2 separate regions of the Homo sapiens genome follow, and region 1 is linked to region 2. Evidence: chromatin contacts called from ENCODE Hi-C or POLR2A ChIA-PET data. All regions are on one chromosome and are shown on one strand. The core of a region is the stretch at or near the end of the contact, and the rest is flanking DNA. Distances in the headings are between cores, read along the strand shown. Region 1 overlaps LRIG3-DT (LRIG3 divergent transcript). Region 2 overlaps LRIG3-DT (LRIG3 divergent transcript).

What was found. A loop is a pair of places that touch in the nucleus more often than their neighbours do. ChIA-PET counts read pairs that join two places held with the same protein, here RNA polymerase II (POLR2A). Pooled maps may share reads with other maps.
Region 1: a map of mammary epithelial cell shows a loop between it and region 2 (6-fold over the local background). The contact joins two enhancer-like sites. A Hi-C loop is called at or near these places in 4 of 168 maps with a recorded cell type or tissue (Calu3, MCF 10A, endothelial cell of umbilical vein and 1 more) and 2 of 50 pooled maps. POLR2A ChIA-PET finds 5 or more read pairs at or near these places in 6 of 52 experiments (AG04450, BJ, GM10248 and 3 more).

What each region holds. Positions count from the first base shown.
Region 1 is chr12:59,077,503-59,083,189 of GRCh38, reverse strand. All of the region lies in intron 3 of LRIG3-DT (LRIG3 divergent transcript), which reads right to left. Among named protein-coding and RNA genes, the nearest start is that of LRIG3-DT, 160 kb to the right of the region's middle. RefSeq lists an enhancer at 947-1,116. Within about 2 kb of position 3,574, at least 2 of the 41 ENCODE cell types and tissues checked have a DNase peak (open chromatin) inside an H3K27ac peak, as active enhancers do; they include mammary epithelial cell, where a contact is called at or near this core.
Region 2 is chr12:59,038,536-59,044,298 of GRCh38, reverse strand. The region is part of intron 2 of LRIG3-DT (LRIG3 divergent transcript); the gene reads right to left. Among named protein-coding and RNA genes, the nearest start is that of LRIG3-DT, 120 kb to the right of the region's middle. Within about 2 kb of position 3,623, at least 6 of the 41 ENCODE cell types and tissues checked have a DNase peak (open chromatin) inside an H3K27ac peak, as active enhancers do; they include mammary epithelial cell, where a contact is called at or near this core.

The DNA.
Region 1 (5,687 bases), core at 2,325-4,824, 39 kb before region 2:
TTAGTGTTGTATTGCTGTGAGCTTACTGGGTGTACTTTAGTCCCCATGGCCTGTTAAGGGATTTTATAACAGCTTTCAAGTCACGAGAATTTTTTTTCATAATATTACTCTAGGAAGTTACTTGAGCTCGGTGGACTTGATTAATTTTTCTAGTTATATAATTAATAATAATCATATTACCATCCTACCCATGTCAATGTTTTATCATTTCAACAGTACAATGAATTTGCTAAATAATTAATATATTCACAGAATTATTCTCGAGTGTTTCCTTTTCAAGAAGTTTTCCTAGCCCTCTGGAAGGGGTGAGGGAGATGGGCAGGTACAGACAAAGATGAGAAAGGCCCTGCCCCTGCCCTTAAGGGGCTCGTAATCAGGTGGAGGAGGTGGGTGCAAACAACATCATGAAATGGATCTGAAGACAGATAGAAAGATCAGTGAAGGTATGACAAGGATTATGAGTAGGGAGTTAGAGATCAATTTTGACTAGAAAGCTCAAGAAAGTGTAAGAGAAGAACTGATCAGAAATTTCAAAAAAATGCATTTGTGACAAAGAGAACCCCATGAATATATAGATGAATAAAGCCATAGAAGCAGTGGAATGGAAGATACATGTATACAGTGACAGTAGGCAGGGAAGGGAAGTAAGGATATGTGAGAGACAGAGGGAGACCACAGTGAGAGACAGAACTGGAAAGGTGGGTCAGGTCTAGAATCAGGGGGTCAGAAAAGTGACTGATGTTAATTGAGCTTTCACTAGGGGCCAGACACTATACTAAGTGATTTGCAGAAGTTATTTCATGTAATGCTTATTTCAACCTTGAGACAGTTATTTTTATCTTTATTTTACAAATAACAAAACAGGCTTAGAGAAAAATAATAATATACTCACATTCACACAGCTAAAAGCCACAAAGCCAGGATCCAAACCCAGATCTGTTTATCTCCAAACTCAAGTAAGTCAAACTCTTTCCATTTTTTCACATGATTTGGATTTTATTACAAATACAAGGAGTTATTAAAGATTCATGAATAAGGAAAGAAAAGGACCAGGAAAGATATCTGGATTAATTGTATGAATGTGTTGGCAGGTGCAGAGATTAAGATGAAGAGACAAAAGACCATGAAGATTAGCGCCAGGCTAGAGTCACTGAGAAAAGCAAAACATTGGAGAGAGATTTCAAAAGTAAATCCTAAGTTTAAGATGTAGTAGATCCATTTGGTTTATTGGTCACAAGTCACAAATGATTTTAAGGAACAGTGCCTGTGAGAACACTGGTGTCATTTATCAAAGTCATAGTCTATCTGCCTTCCTAGAATACGGAAAATGGAGATTAAACTTTCTCCTTGACACATTTGTAGATTTTTTTAAGTACACAAATCAGTATTAGGAAAATTACTTTGTTTCTGTTAAACAGTAGAGTAGTGCCTCTCAATTCAATAGTCATGGGTATTTATTTTGTGCAAGACTACTAATTCAAGTGAGTCTCATTCATAGTGAACAGTATTTTGGGTTTTACCAGTTTTATAGATGGGTTTAATCCAGTCTGCACCTCCATAGCTAATGAAATGCCTGGTTTACATAGAGGAAGGTAGAATCCATGACAATGGATTCAAGATCAAGTTGTGATTCAAGGAGCAAAAACGTGGTATGGCTTCCTATCTATTTTGAACATGTTACTGAGATAAATTGATTTTTGGCTGGATGCGGTGGCTCACGCCTGTAATGTCCAAGACTGAGATGGGCAGATCACTTGAGGTCAGGAGTTCGAGACCAAACTGGCCAACATGGTGAAACCCCGTCTCTACTAAAAATACAAAAATTAGCTGGGCATGGTGGCGGATGTCTGTAATCCCAGCTACTTGGGAGGCTGAGGCATGAGAATCGCTTGAAACCAGGAGGTGGAGGTTGCACTGAGCTGAGATCTCCCCACTGTACTGGGTGACAGAGCGAGACTTCGCCTCAAAAATAAATAATAAATAAATAAATAAATTGATTTTTAATATTGCCAAAGGCTGATGAAATCTACAATATAATAAGATAAATGCTTGGCCAGGTGCGGTGGCTCACGCCTGTAATCCCAGCACTTTAGGAGGCCGAGGCAGGCAGATCACAAGGTCAGGAGATCGAGACCATCCTGGCTAACACGGTGAAACCCCGTCTCTACTAAAAATATAAAAAATTAGCCAGGCGCGGTGGCAGGCACCTGTAGTCCCAGCTACTCAGGAGGCTGAGGCAGGAGAATGGCGTGAACTGCGAGGCGGAGCTTGCAGTGAGCAGAGATCGTGCCACTGCACTCCAGCCTGAGCGACAGAGCGAGACTCCGTCTAAAAAAAAAAAAAAAAAAAGATAAGTGCTTTAAAATTGTTAGCACATTGGAAGGTTCCAAAAGCATAGTAGAATCAGAATTAATTGAATAAACTAAATGTTGAAAGAAGTGTCTTAATATTTAGAACTCTTTATCCATTGGTGGTAGAAACTTGTCAGAATAGCTTCGATCATTGCAGTACTGTGGCTCAAAGATAGATTGGATAAAGTAGTAGAAATACTCATAGTATATATTCCATCGGACAAAGAGCAGATGGCTGGAGTGGTCTCCAGTGCATGTCTGCTCTTCTCTATTACCATGTAATGTTTACCTGTAGAAACAATGGTCTCTTCCAAGCCTAATGATGATGATAGAGGTGATAATCCTAATTTATTAAACACCAATTACATGCTAGGTACTATACTAGCTATATCACATATGTTTTCTCATCTTATCTTTAAAATGATCCTCTGATGAAGACACACTGGCTCCTTACATAGAGTAAGAACATAAGTTGCGGAAGTTTCAAAAACTTGCCCAATGTCACTTGGCACAAAAAGTGGCATATCTGGAATTGAAATACAGGCTTATCAGACTCTAAAGCATGAAATCCTTATTCTACTCCAGGTAGGCTCTCAGTCCTAGCTGCATATTATAATCACCTGGGAAGCTTTCACAAAATTTCAATGCCCAAGCCTCTCTGCTAGAGATTGATTTAATTTGTTTGGGGTAGACCCAAGTATAAGCACTTTTTAAAAATCTCCCCAGGTAATGGCAGCCAGTGCTGACAGTCACAGTTGTGTACCATGCTAGCAATCAAAGTGTTATGAGTCTTTGGGAATGTTATTTGAAGGGGAAATAATAACCTTCTTATGTCCATTCTTTTCGCTTTCCACCCACCTCTCAAATGCACACCCTACTTTCAGGTTACTGAACAATAAAAAACTTTTAATTATTCAGTTTAGTTAAATAACCTAAAAGGTCACAGATAATATTCAAGCTAGATCTTGGTCCCCAAAGAGAAGGTCAAGGTACTAGGCATCAAGTATTTATTAGTGCATCTTCAGATTTTTCAACACAGAATTCCAGGCAAACGTAATTCTGTCTTTAGGAAAAGCATGATGTTAGTGTCTACATGCCATTTTTAAAAAATCTTAATGCATAAAATGTGTCTTAATATGTCTGAGTCATCACTCAGACTTCCCATTCAAGAGGTGCAAAACCATGAACAAAAGAACAAGGGAGAGGTAGAGGAGAATGATCAAGCGAATAAGACTAATAGGCAGATCAGAACGACAGCAGCAAGTGGCTGGTGAAACACTCACGACCCCAGGGTTCTAGGAAGATTTGACTGCATATTTTGGTACCAATGTTATGGAGAATTTTTCTCCTGTTCTAGAAGGAGAATAGCTTCTAATGAATATACCGTTCTTAGTATTTGTTTTTATAACTTTATTTTTCCTCAGTGTCGGAAGCACTCATTTCCTTTATTTGCCTTGCTTTTTCTTCAATCCTTTTCTCTTTTTTCCTTCCTCTTTAAATCCAAACCACAAACATGCTCTGTTCAAACCTGTGTATTTTCGAGAACACAGACACACCCAAGCTGATGAAGAAATCGAGAGACAGGGCTAGGAATGATTTCTTAATGCTTCACTAGGTGCCTGGTTCTTTCTTCTCCATAGCTGTTTCACTGTCAGACAAGTAAAAGAGGAACCTCAAAATGATGACCTCTTCCCCAGCCTTCTGACAGTCAGACTAGGTGGCAAAGACAGTGATGCACCCCAGAAACTCCCTGGGGTTCTAGAGACCATGACAACCCTTCTCCTCCCCTCTGGGACTTTCTTTATCCAGAAGAGAGCCTGACATTTTAGCCATACAACTCAGATTTTACACACAATTGCTTAAGAGGAGAACGTATACCAGAAATCAGAAACATGGAGTTCGGAGAAAGAGTTCAATAATTGAATTCAGGCTGATTATTTATCTGCTATATGGACTTGAGAAATTGTTATTTAAATTCTCAAAGCCTCATTTTCCTTATCAGTGAATAGGAATGAAAACATAACATGCTTATATGGGTTGATATGAAGATTCAAAGGGATATGTCTATAAAACCCTGAGTATACTCCCTGTTCATTTGTACAAAACGTATTTATTAAAAACCTAACTGAGCCAATCATGATTGGAGGTGCTTAGGATTTATCACTGGATAAAACAGACAAAACAACTTCCCCTTGTAGTGCTTACATTCTAGTAAAGGGAGACAGCAACAAAGGGAGCAAAGGAATAAAATGCACTAAACCTTACATGGAGACTAAATATATATTATATGTCTAATATACAGACAGCTTTCAGTAAGTGTTAACAAAAATAAAGTATAATGCCTCAAATTATTAAAACACTTGCTAGGTAAAAATATCAAGTATGTTTTCTCATAACCTCATTCTATAGAAGCTTATGTAACAAATACATTAAGCTAGATATAAGGAAATATTGCATCTTCTAAACTTTTAAAGAAGTGTTTGAGACAAAAATCTAAGGTTCAGTAATGTTGAATCGGCTCTTAGATTGACGTCACAAAAAAGAACCACATGTGCAATTACACTAAAACTATTCCCCAAAGCTTGTATAACTCTTTGGGTTGAGGCCGTTGGGAACCAATCCCTAGCTCTAAGAGACTCCATCACTATTTCTGCTTGAGCCACACACAGATGTGGGCAGCTAGCTAACACTGTGTGTGTTGTGCTATATGGAATTCCTTGCTTAGTCTCACAAAGACCTCCCACATTTTCAAGGCATTTAAAGTTTCATCTCATCAGCAAGCATGACCTTGTCTCCATCACCTCAGTAAATGGATGAACGTTGCATCAAACACTGCCCTAATCTTTTGCATGATTTGGAAAAGTCTGGTTTGTAAGCTAATAATAAACAATGTATTTTCCACTTAAAAATCAAATTTCATTATATCCATGAGCATGGCTGTGTGAACGCAGTGGACTCCCTATAGAGTCAGAACAAGGTTTATGAAATGAAATGACCCCTAAAAAGCCATGGTCCAAGGCATCATGGAAACATAAGCTGGTCACATACAAACAAGCTGGGAACTTTTGTTTTTAGGAGGCCTCTACAGGAAACACTAAATCTGCTGCTAGATTTCAGCAGCTGCATCTGGCAGGCTGTAGCATGCATTGCTTTGCTGTTTGGCTTACTTTCTGGCTGGCAGAGCTCTAAGGAGGATGTTAGCAGCCAAACAGGTTTGAGCTGTGAAACTATGAGTTCACGTTAAACATAGAATTTACATAAAATAAACTAAGTCTCAGTAAATAGGATTTATCACTTCTAGGAAGGGAATATGTGTCTTCGTCTTTTTTCCCCCAG
Region 2 (5,763 bases), core at 2,374-4,873:
TCATGAAAATAAAGAAAGTCTCAGACACTGTCACAGACCCAAGGTGACTGAGAAGATGTGAGGACTAAATGCAAGGTGAAATCCTGGGTTGGATCCCAGAACACAAAAAAGACATTAATGGAAAAACTGGTGAAATCCAAATAAAGTCAGTAGCATATTTAGTAGTAATGTACCCATTTAGTAGTAATGCACCCAAAAAATTAAATAAATGAGGAATTATGCACAATTCTATAAGGTGTTAACATTAGGAGAAACTGGGTAAAATGTATTAAAACTATGTACTATTTTTGCAACATTTTCTAAATCTAAAATTATCCCAAAGCAAAAACTGTATCTTAGAAAAAAAAACGAAAATCTTTATATGTAGCATCATGCATTCTTCATTAGCTAATTTCAAACATAAAGAAAATCCACCCAAGAAACTGAAATTCTGCCTCTTCTGTTCATCTGTAATATTATAATACAGTGTTTAGTGAAGCTGTGAGGCTTAATCAACTCGAAACGCAACATCACAAAGCTCTTTGAAATCCCAAGATGAAAGAAAATTATATAACTATGTAAATAAAGTCTTAGTTTGACCATTCAAAATGTTTCTCGGTACATACCTAAATAAAGAAATGAATCTGTGAGCTGTTTTCTCTAAACAAATACATTCTGTGTGTAATGATTAGTGCACAGTGCCAAAATACCTTATGGGAAGTTGCAAAATCCAATCAACTTAATTATTAAACATCTTGTGTCATGCAGTCCCACCCCCACAAAAAGTATTCTTGCTTACCACACCTGTATTTTTGCTTTTTGCTTTTTAAGGTATTAAAATTTAGACTGCATTCAGGAGCAGAATGGTACTTAACTTTCTATTTGAAAACTGTCAGGCAGCACTTTTAACGTATTGTGGGATGAGACCCATTGTATGATTGGTATTCCATCAAAATTACCACTCTGCAGAAATGATTCAATTTAGTTGGAGTAGCTAAATTGCCTTCATGTGACTTCCATATTTTTCGACACATTTCCCATTGTCTAATACTTAGGGTCATTACTGGATAATATTAATATTAAACAGGGACTCTGTTCTCTGTGGTTCTAGAGACTCTCTCAGACATCTGACACCCTTAGCCCCAGCCTTTGACCTTCGACATCATAAAGTTTACATTTTTGGTTTCAATTGACAAACTTATAATAGACTGTCATATTTTTGGTTAAACATGGCTGTAGCTATTAATACTTCCACACTACATTATATTTAATTTGGTCAGTGCAAACTAATGGTCAATCTGGTGAACAAAAGTTTTAGTTCAACTGTTGACCGAGCTGTGCAGCTTTTATTGTTTGCTTCATTAGAAGGTTGATCCCACTAATCCAAAATGAACTTAATTAGGATGTCTTTTTTGCTTGTTCTCAAAACATGTATTTAAAATTCAGGTCATATAACAGGGAAAGCATGGGCTTTAAAGTCATGCAGATCTTCCTGACAACTTTATTAACTAGCTGTGTGACCTTGGCAAGCCACTTGACCGCTCCAATCCTCAATTTCTTTTTCTGTAAAATGATCATAAAAAATATTAACCTTACATAGCTATTGTGAGGATGAAATAGATTAAAATGTGCAAAAGTACTTAGCATGATGCCCGACTCAATAAGTCTCCTTTCAACACTAAAATGATGTTAGAGACTGTAGTTACATTCCAAGTAGTTCACAAAAACCAAGACAGCCACACTATGTAACAGAAATATGTCTATCTCAATGAAAAAAAAATAAAAGAAATCATATTGTTGCCACATGTCTAATTAATGCAACATAGGAAATAAAAAATTAAATAAATGAGGAATTAAAGTTGTGTTCCTACATGCAACTTAAACATCTTGATTATTGGTGCTTGAAAGAAAGGTATATTTCGTAATGAAAGTTAAAAGTCCCTGAAGCTTTTCTAGTGGTTTTTTTATCTAATAAATATTATCATTTTCCAGGCTGGGCACTGGAAAAAGGGAAAAAAAATTATGCAGTGAGCAAATGAAGATGGGAACACTTCACTCTTGTTGCTTACAGTCTGGTGAGGGAGATATTTAAGAACAGATTTATACTTTCAGGCTGAGATAAGATCCCTGATGATGCAGTGAATAGAATGATGGAGATAATGATTTCCCTGGATGGTGGAAAAGGAGTAAGGACATGGTAGGGAATCCAGAACCAACTGACAAAGGCAGAGTGTTTATATGTGAGAGTGATCTATGGGATAAAACGTTAACTGACTTGTAATTGGTGAAAACAAGAGTGAGGATTTGTTGGTGCTTCCCCACAGGGAATGACTCAGGAAGGGAAAGAATGAAATGGTGAGGAGATAGTGTTTCTCCTACATTGTGGCTAAACCTGGGAGGGAGCTGAGTGCAACCAGTTGTTTGCATGTAGAGATGTATGTTTGTGAGGCTGACATTGGCCACTAAGAAATGAATACAAAGGTAGTTGATCCCAGAACAGTATAGATGACCTGTTTTGGAAGAATACAAATATACATAAAGCATGCCTGGACAATAACAGTATTAGCAATAGGGCTGTACCAGAACCATGAGCTTTAGAAAGGATAGTTACAGTCAGCAACCAAAAAAAAAAAAGGATGTTTTCTTTACATGAAAAATGCTTCAAACCTGTGTGAGTAATTCTGGAATTTTCAATAAGCCCAGTTGTTATAAGGAATGACTCACTCTTGCCTAATAAGTGAAAGAATGAAGTTTTAGAAACAAAATCATCTGTTCCCCAGCCGGAATGGTTTATTTCACAACTGAAAGTTTAACATTAAACAAATATAACTCAAGTCACAATGCAATGATGATTGATGTTTTTCATCAACATCCAATTATCATTCCATCAAACACTGTTGTCTGGGCCAAGTAAAACATAGAGTATGCATCTAGAAAGGGTTATTCTCTACACCTTTTCAAAATCACTTGCAGGATATAACTACACTTACTGAATTTCTGACTTGTTAGAGCATGTCACAGGGAACCTCTCCAAGTGAATTTGGGTGTTGTGTTATCGCGTGTGCTTTCCAAAGTATATTAGTTGCTTTTGCTATTTGAACTTAAAAAGGAAGCCCCTTTCATTTCTTTAACTTACTCCTTTAGAATAATCTGCATCTGTGTTTTCTTTGTCTTTTGTTAGCTGTGAAGGCAGCTACTTAGGTATCAGGCATGATGGTAGGCTGTGGTGTGAGGTCTTGTAGGAGGTGAGGGAAACTGGTGGGATTTCAGGAAAACAAAAACAAAATAAAAACATCCCTTTGACTGGGCTTCAAAGGAAGCCATCACATTCAGAAACAGCTCTTCAAGAAAACACAATCACTTCCCATTTTGTTCTGTGCTAAGCCAGTGGTTCAAAAGAGGAGTGATGGATGGCTTGGAGACTGCTGTAGTTAAAAAAAAAAAAAAAAAGAAAAAAAGCCTCACATTCCCAAGGATGCCTTTTGTCCCAGATCACTCTGCAAGCAGCTCCCTCAAAGAGCCAGGAAGCTTTCTCACCAATTCTCAACCTTCTCTCCTCTGGGAAGGCAGCAACAGCTGCTTCACCATCAGGAGTGACTTGCTGAGGAAGACAAAGAACGCACCTTTCCTGTCTGAAACTTCAGGGAGGGCTGAGCACTGAAATAAAATTAATTGCTCAAATTGGAACTTGGCCAGAACCCCAAGGCTAACAACGTACTGTTACAGGAGGGGGAAAAAAAGCTTTAATGAACTTAGGAAGAAGAGATCTAAAAATTATATCAAAACAGACAATACAACTTTTCCCGCCATGGCTTATTTCAGCAGGGAGTGACTTGGAAGGGAGGTGGGAGGGAAGAGTCTGGGTCTCCTGGAATTCTGGCTATCCAAAATCTGAATGAAATCATTGACTTTGCCTCACTTCTAAAAACTTGCTTCAACCTAGAATGATAATTAGGAAGCAGATCTGGTTTAATGTATTATTAATTTAATCTTAACCTTAGTTAAAATTCATAACTTCCTATTAAGGACATGGGTTCCTGTTGAACTGGCCTATCCCAAAGCTTATGAAGAATCTGTAAGATTGCACAAGCAGCATGCAGAGGCCTGAACCTAGCCCATGACAGGTTCTTCTCCCATCTCATCAGAGGGCCTCTGAGCACCGTCCCTGAGAACACAGGGAGAGGAGCACGCAGCCATGCAAATTTAAATTTAATTCCATTCAGCCAGCATTGGTGGGCCAGTTGGGTGCTAAGAGATGTTCAGTATCAAAAAGAGTATCACAGACAAGAGATGTTAATGAACCACTTTGGGCTTGGGGAACAAAGAGATAGGTAGCCTGTGATTTGAACCCAGAACATTAGAGGGAACCAGTACTGAGAGCACTGACTATAGAAATCGGCTCAGAAAGCACAGCCAGATGCACCAGATACAGCATACAAAGTTCAGAGATGGTCTGCGTGCATGTGCAGGATGCAATGTTTGCCTAGTGGAATAGTGGTCTCCCAGTGGCTGGGTATGGCCGATGACAAAGGACCCAGAGCAGGAGATGTTTGGCAAACAAGAGCCCTGGAGGTTATCATTAACTCTTTCAACAAATACATATATTGAGCATCTACTGTGTTATAGACATTGTGCTTAATGCTGGGGATATAAGTGATCAGCATGGTGGACACTGCTATCTAGGAACTTAGTTCACAGGGAATAGTAAGCCAGCGAAGGATCTGAATTTGTGGGCCAGATTCTAGTCTCCTCAGCAAGTAAACCAGAGGCCAGCCTTCATGTTGGAGTTCCCCATTCTAGATGGTGACAGGTTACAAATAAAGAACTAAAAAACAGGAAAATCAGTCTGCTAGATAACTAGTAGGCTTTCAAAGTAGGTTTCTCAGAGCTATCAAATGCCCCTGCATTGGCAAAGAACAGAGAGAAGAAAGAGGAGGGCTTCATTTGGACCAATATATCTATATACTTTCATCTGGCTTCCTTGTAAATAAACGTACTTTGTCCTGGTTGAAGAATACATTTCCTAATGGAGTGATTAAAATATCAAAGTAATACCATGCTCCAAGTTTGTCATTTAATAAATGGCAAATAAATGAAGCTTATTTATTTATTTAATAAAACAAATAATTCTTATGTATTTATTTTAAAATTAATAAGTGGCAAATAAATAAATTTTATTTCCCTTTTAGTAATTTTAAAAATACATAAATTGTATATATTCTATAAATATTTATCAAGCATTTACGATGTACTAGGAACTGTGCCAGATCCTCTAGATGCCAAGATTAAAATAACAAAAGTCCTGCCCTCAAAGAACTTGTAGTCAATTGGAGAAGACAGACAAGTAACTAGCTATTATAGCTATGCCTTAGCTGCCTTTTCTACCTCCATCCCTATCCTACTGGGATTCGAGTAGATCCAAGGTAGATTTAGGTGCTAGAGGTGAGAGTTCAGGCTAGACTAGGAAATCACAATGAAGGTGGACTGAAGCAGAAAGATCCACTTCAGAGTGAAATTGAGTTAAATGCATCAAGTGATTCAAAGGCTAAATTGAACACTAAGGTGAAGAAACAAGCCCAAAGTCTGCAATACTGGGTAGATCTAGAAGAAAGTGAGATGAAAATTGCAGAAGGAAACTGTGTGTGATAGAGACAGAGAAGAAGGTTGATCAAAAACTGAAAATATAGCTTATTGATCTCTAGCTTTATAGGGTTGGGAGGCTAGGCAAGTTTAGAAAAGTCAATACAGGGTAAAATAAAGACAAATGTATAAAGCTCTGGGAAC